Linked DNA regions of Homo sapiens: region 1 is linked to region 2. Evidence: chromatin loops called from intact Hi-C (ENCODE). Cell type or tissue: heart right ventricle. All regions are shown on one strand. Links, peaks and the distances in the headings refer to the core of each region. The heading gives the core; the rest is flanking DNA. Region 1 has its middle 280 kb from the start of CACNA2D1. Region 2 has its middle 130 kb from the start of CACNA2D1.

Region 1 (2,921 bases), core at 267-2,766, 150 kb after region 2:
TTTTTTTTTTTTTTTTTTGAGACAGAGTTTCACGCTTGTTGCCCAGGCTGGAGTGCAATGGTGTGGTCTCTGCTCACTGCAACCTCCGCCTCCCGGGTTCAAGCGATTCTCCTGCCTCAGCCTCCCGAGTAGCTGGGATTACAGGCATGCGCCACCACACATGGCTAATTTTGTAGTTTTAGTAGAGACAGGGTTTCTCCATGTTGGTCAGGCTGGTCTCGAACTCCTGACCTCAGGTGATCTGCCCGCCTCGGCCTCCCAAAGTGTTGGGATTACAGGCGTGAGCCACTGCGCCCAGCCAAAGTTGTACTATTTAACAGCCTCACACTCTCTATCTTGTGGTTATATCTATACCTACAATTTTTCCAATATTGAAATAGCCTATTTGATAATATGGAAACATTCCTACCCATTAAAAACTCCTTTTAAAAAATCCTAGACAGGAATAAAAATCTTTTGAAATGCATTGCCTTGTGATAAGGTGTCGAAGTTCTGTCTTCTCATTGGCAAGTCAACATGGTAGGGACTCATCTTTCTGTTCTTGCAGCTTTCAGTTCTAACCAACTCCTGCGCTGCTTCTCCTTTGGAATCTTTCTTTTCCACTTGCTGGGCAAACACAGAAAGGCAATTTCTTCCCTCTCTATTCTTATCAGAAAATAACTGCAGGTATATGAAGTGTAAACTATATATGTATTATGGTTATGGGGCCAATGCAAAATGTCATATAACTGGAGGTTTTTATTGACCATTAATTTAGGGCATATCAAATGCCAAGAACAGATATGTATAACTCAGGTCACAAATTTGAAGCAATTAACTCTGCTGTAGTTCACTGGGAGAAATAACCTCTTTTTTCCCTTTCTGTATCAGAGCTAGACATATTGTAGTAGGTACTACGCAATACATACTTGACTGATTCCAAGTCAAATAAATTCGACAGCTATGATTGAGTGTCTATTACACGCCAGTCCCTTTTCAAGGTGCTTGTGATCTGTCTGTAAAGAAAAGATTCCTGTCTCGTGAAGATTACATTCTAATAGGTGAAGCCAGACAATATATATTGAATAGGATAAATAATTGAACTAGGTGACATGTTAGGAAGTGACAGGTACTATGTAAAATGGAAAAAGTAGAGAATGTGAGAGGAATGAGGGGTGGTGGAGGGGATGGTGGGGCAGATGTTACTGTTTTACAATGGCTGGGCCTTGATGAGGCAGAGTTTGCCAAAACATCTCAAAGAAGAGGTTTTCACTTAGAAGGAACAGCCACAACAAAGGCTCAAGGCCAGTGTCTCTAGCATGTCAGAAAACATGGAAGAAAGCCAGCGTGGCCACAGCAGAGTGAGCAAGGGAGAGAACAGCAGAGCAGTGGATGTCACACGTCACAAAGTGGTTTCTTCAGGTATTTTACTCTAGAATTCGCAATGACTTATTTCATCAAATTTCTCTGTTCAAAAATCACTTCCATGAATAGAAATAGCCAAATGAATATGGAAAATATTTTGATATTTCTTATTATGCATAATAATGGTCAAAAAATGCATTTGTATTATGAAATATATTATGATAAACAGATCTCATTTGGAATTATAAAAAGTACATGAAAAAATTAATTTAAAAAATTCAGTTTTGGGTTAAACTTTCAATAAATACACTACCGAACTCTAAAAGTAAAGGGTAATTGAAACGCCTATACAAACAGAACTTCAGTCTTAGCACAGATTTCTCACATTACAGAATCTCCATTAATGTTGGCTACTTCCCAATTTAGGGTTTTCTAGTGATTCAGGAATTTAGTCACTTAGTGTCATCTAGTGGCATTTCTTGGTATAGCAAATAAAAGAGTTTAAAAATATTTGTCAAATTGATATAAAAGGGGCAGAAATTGGCCGGGCGCGGTGGCTTACGCCTGTAATCCCAGCACTTTGGGAGGCCGAGGCGGGCGGATCACGAGGTCAGGAGATCGAGACCATCCTGGCTAACACGGTGAAACCCCGTCTCTACTAAAAATACAAAAAATTAGCCGGGCGTGGTGGCAGGCACCTGTAGTCCCAGCTACTCGGGAGGCCGAGGCAGAAGAATCGCGTGAACCCGGGAGGCGGAGCTTGCAGCAAGCCCAGATGGCGCCACTGCACTCCAGCCTGGGCGACAGAGCGAGACTCCGTCTCAAAAAAAAAAAAAAAAAAGGAGCAGAAATTATGGATAGCCTTGGAAGTACTGTGGTATTAACCAATCAAATAATTTAAAGGCTGTTAAAACAATAACATGGGAAACAACCAAAGATAATCAATAAGGGAGTGATGGCCTTCACACTGATAACCCGACCGACCCCAACTTGGCATCGGAAGGCAGATTTTCAGAATTAGGGCTCTGTCTTTTTAGGTTTTATCGAAGCCAAAGAATTAAAAAAAAAAAAGTTTCAGAGCTTGAAGAAACTATAAGCAGCCATCATTCCAGTATGTGAAAGTATAATACTAATGCTCACTTAATGATAGCAATGAGAATACCTCAAAATATTTAATGCAATTACAATAAAAAATTAACGTAATTTATTGGTTGATCATTCACTTCACCTCAATTTTTGTGACACATTTTTTGGTGTCGTCTTTCTATTGGAAAATCGCTTTATAATAAATCTTCTCAGGCCAGTGTGAGGTTTATTTTCAAATGTATTTCTTGTTCACTGACTGATTGAACCATAAAGCGTCAATTCTGCCAGTCATTTGGGTAAGTGAGGAGCACTGCTCTGGGAGTCAGGAACCCTGCGTTCAGATCCAGCTCTGTCCAATTGTGAACTTAGGTCAACACTGTGAGTCTAGGTTTCAATGTCTTCACCTTAAAAAGAAGGCAAAAGTGTTTTGCTTTAAAAATATGTTGTTATAATAGCCTATTATGCAACCACATTGTAATAAGTAAATTTTA
Region 2 (2,921 bases), core at 295-2,794:
TCAGAGGGATTTTTTCCACCTGGCACTAGATAACTCCTCACTCTCCCTAAGGTCTCCTGTTAAGCTATTAAATTGCTGGTATAAGACACAGGCATAAGGAGATAAGCACAAACATTAACTTCTAATTCTTCCTCTTTCACTAATTTGGTATAATTTTTCAACAACTTCTTTCTATATAGCAGATTTCTCAGTTTTAAAATTAATGTTTTTGGCTGGGTGCTGTGGCTCACGCCTGTAATCCCAGTACTTTGGGAGGCTGAGGCAGGCAGATCACTTGAGGTCAGAAGTTCCAGACTAGCCTGGTCAACATGGTGAAACCCCGTCTCTGCTAAAAATACAAAAATTAGCCGGCTGTGGTGGCAGGCACCTGCTACTAGGGAGGCTGGGGCAGGTGAATCACTTCAACCCAGGAGATGGAGGTTGCAGTGAGCTGAGATTGCACCACTGTACTCCAGCCTGGGCAACAGAGCAAAACTCTTATCTCGAGGAAAAAAATAAATAAATAAAATAAAAAATAAAAAAATTAGTGTTTTTATTTTTTCTAAGAAAACTTCCAGTGCAGCATTTAAAAAATATTTTATAAATGTTTGCTTCAAATGTATAATTATACACCAGTAATATTTTATTCCAGTTGGAGACTCAGGAATCAATTTTACAATAAAATATTAAAATATAAAGAGGTTTTATAAATACATTTTGGCTTTCTATCATGTTAGTAGGGTGGTAGTGAAGACCATCACAGAGGTATTTAAGTTCTAAGGTAAGATCTTCCATTATTTTCAACAGATATTGCTTAAACAAGAGCAGGCCACTAGGACTTTCATGGTCCCTGCTTTTTCTGTTGAAATGAGGCCAGAAGAGAACAGTGATTTGCTCTGGGGAGTGTTTGCCTTATGTAGACAAAGCCCTAAGAAGTAGACTCCTAATAGCTGTAGAGGGAAGGTTGAACGTTCAGAGCTTCTTGCAATGTTAATTAAAGTCTATCATTCTTTGGAGAACTTTGAACATAATGAACACTGGTAACATGGGTACTGCTTGGCTAATCAACATTAAGTTAAATGTAGATAGTGATTAGCACTATTATACTCTGAGTTGACACATGTTCAATTCTGGGAATAAATAAAATTTTCTCTAATTTTTTGTAGTTTTAAAATTGGAAAAACGAATAGAATGAGAAATAAACTTTATACAGTCGCATGGTCAATCATGGTGTTTGAATCGCGTAAGTTGAAAAGGGATATTTGGAAGCCTTAGCGGAAAAGTCAGGGAGCTTCAACCGACCTTTAAATTTCACAGGTGCCTATTTTCTAACAAGAAAATATTTGTATAGAAGCAGTGAGGAAGAACCATTCATTCTAATTATAGAAAAACCTTGCCATAACCCGAGAAGTGCGCCCTAAAAATACAATCGCATAAAATAAGGGGTTTCTTTCATTCAGATTTCTGTGTCCTGCTGCAGTAGGACCCGTTTCCGGCGGTTTCACTGCAGCATCTAACCCCATTCCTTTCAGTCCCTGCTGTGGTTTGGCGCCATCTGGTGGAAGTTAGGCTCTGGTTTAAAAAGCAAGCAGTTGATTTTGGTTCCTGTGTCTGGATGCCAAGGACTTCCAGGATAGCGTTAGCGATTTTGAAACTTCCTAGTTAGTTTACAATTGTTTCATCTCCCCAGACTCTCCAGCAGGAGAGTCTGACCCAGGAGAATATTGGAGATGAAGGGATCCACTATTTCTCCCACTTTTTCAGATGGAGGATGAGAGGAGTGCAGCAGCCAATTCCCATTCACATTATATCCAAATTGGTGTTATCACAGCATTTTACTGAATGTATGCCCATCCATAAAGTATTGGTTGATTGGTTGATTCTTAACCTGAATTAAGGCTGGAGGCCAATGCTGGAGTTATCTACTCTTGCAGAGGCAGATAGTTTTTTCTTCCCTTCATTAATTTCCTAGCTGACCAGGCTTCCAGTTTTCATTGTCTCTGTCTGGGGCTTTTATTTAAGGTTCTGCTGGGTACCCAGCCCCTTTTTATGGTTCATTCTTTTTTGTCTGTAATCATTGCAAGTTCCTCAGCTTAGTATTTCTTCATTATACACAGCAGTGTTGGCTTGTTTGCTTCAGAACTTCCAGAATCTCTTCACTGCTTTTGGCTGCTGGTGGAGTGGTGGTTTGAATTTTATTATTTATATAGTTTGTATATTTTATAGCTTTCTACCAGCAAATTGAATTTAGTTTTATTTGTACATTTCTGTGATCTTTTCAAAGAGATTTGGAGAAGGAAGAGAGGTAACTATATTTGCTTAGGCAGTCACCTTGTTAGGGAGTTTGTTCCCTTATTTATTTATTTATTTGAGATGGAGTCTCTGTCACCCAGGCTGGAGTATAGTGGCACGATCTTGGCTCACTGCAACCTCCGACTCCTGGGTTTAAGCGATTCTCCTGCCTCAGCCTCCTGAGTAGCTGGGATTACAAGCGCACACCACCATGTCAGCCTAATTTTTGTATTTTTAGTAGAGACTGGGTTTCACCGTGTTGGTCAGGCTGGTCTCGAACTCCTGACCTCAAGCGATCCACCTGCCTTGGCCTTTCAAAGTGCTGGGATTACAGGTGTGAGCCACAGCCCCCAGCCATTTGTTCCCTCTTTAATAGGTGAATGTATGCAACTCCTTCTGTTTGAATAACCAATAACGGCATTTCTCAGTTATGGACTGAATGTGAGGACACTGTGAGAAGGCAGCCATCTACCAGGCCAGAAGAGGGCCCTCACCAGCACCTGAGCATGCTTTGAAGTCAGGTGGATGCTGGCACCCTGCTCTTGGGCTTCCTACCTATATTAGTCCTTTCTCACACTGCTATGAAGAACTGCCGGAGTCTGGGTAATTTATAAAGATAAGAAGTTTAATTGACTCACCGTTCTGCATGG

Evidence for each region. Peaks named below come from ENCODE experiments on the same cell type or tissue, not always from the same donor. Only the 100,000 strongest peaks of a DNase experiment are listed, where the experiment ranks them.
Region 1: it touches region 2 in a loop (3-fold over the local background); 15 of 110 quality-filtered maps call a loop at or near these places.

Annotation. Positions count from the first base shown.
Region 1 is chr7:82,725,277-82,728,197 of GRCh38, forward strand. No RefSeq gene overlaps it. Among named protein-coding and RNA genes, the nearest start is that of CACNA2D1, 280 kb to the left of the region's middle. In heart right ventricle, for the core only: a CTCF peak has its summit at 1,810 (motif pointing left); no DNase peak of the experiment used is centred there.
Region 2 is chr7:82,570,881-82,573,801 of GRCh38, forward strand. No RefSeq gene overlaps it. Among named protein-coding and RNA genes, the nearest start is that of CACNA2D1, 130 kb to the left of the region's middle. In heart right ventricle, for the core only: CTCF peaks have their summits at 1,527 (motif pointing left) and 1,733; a DNase peak (open chromatin) is centred at 1,531; H3K4me3 peaks cover 409 bases.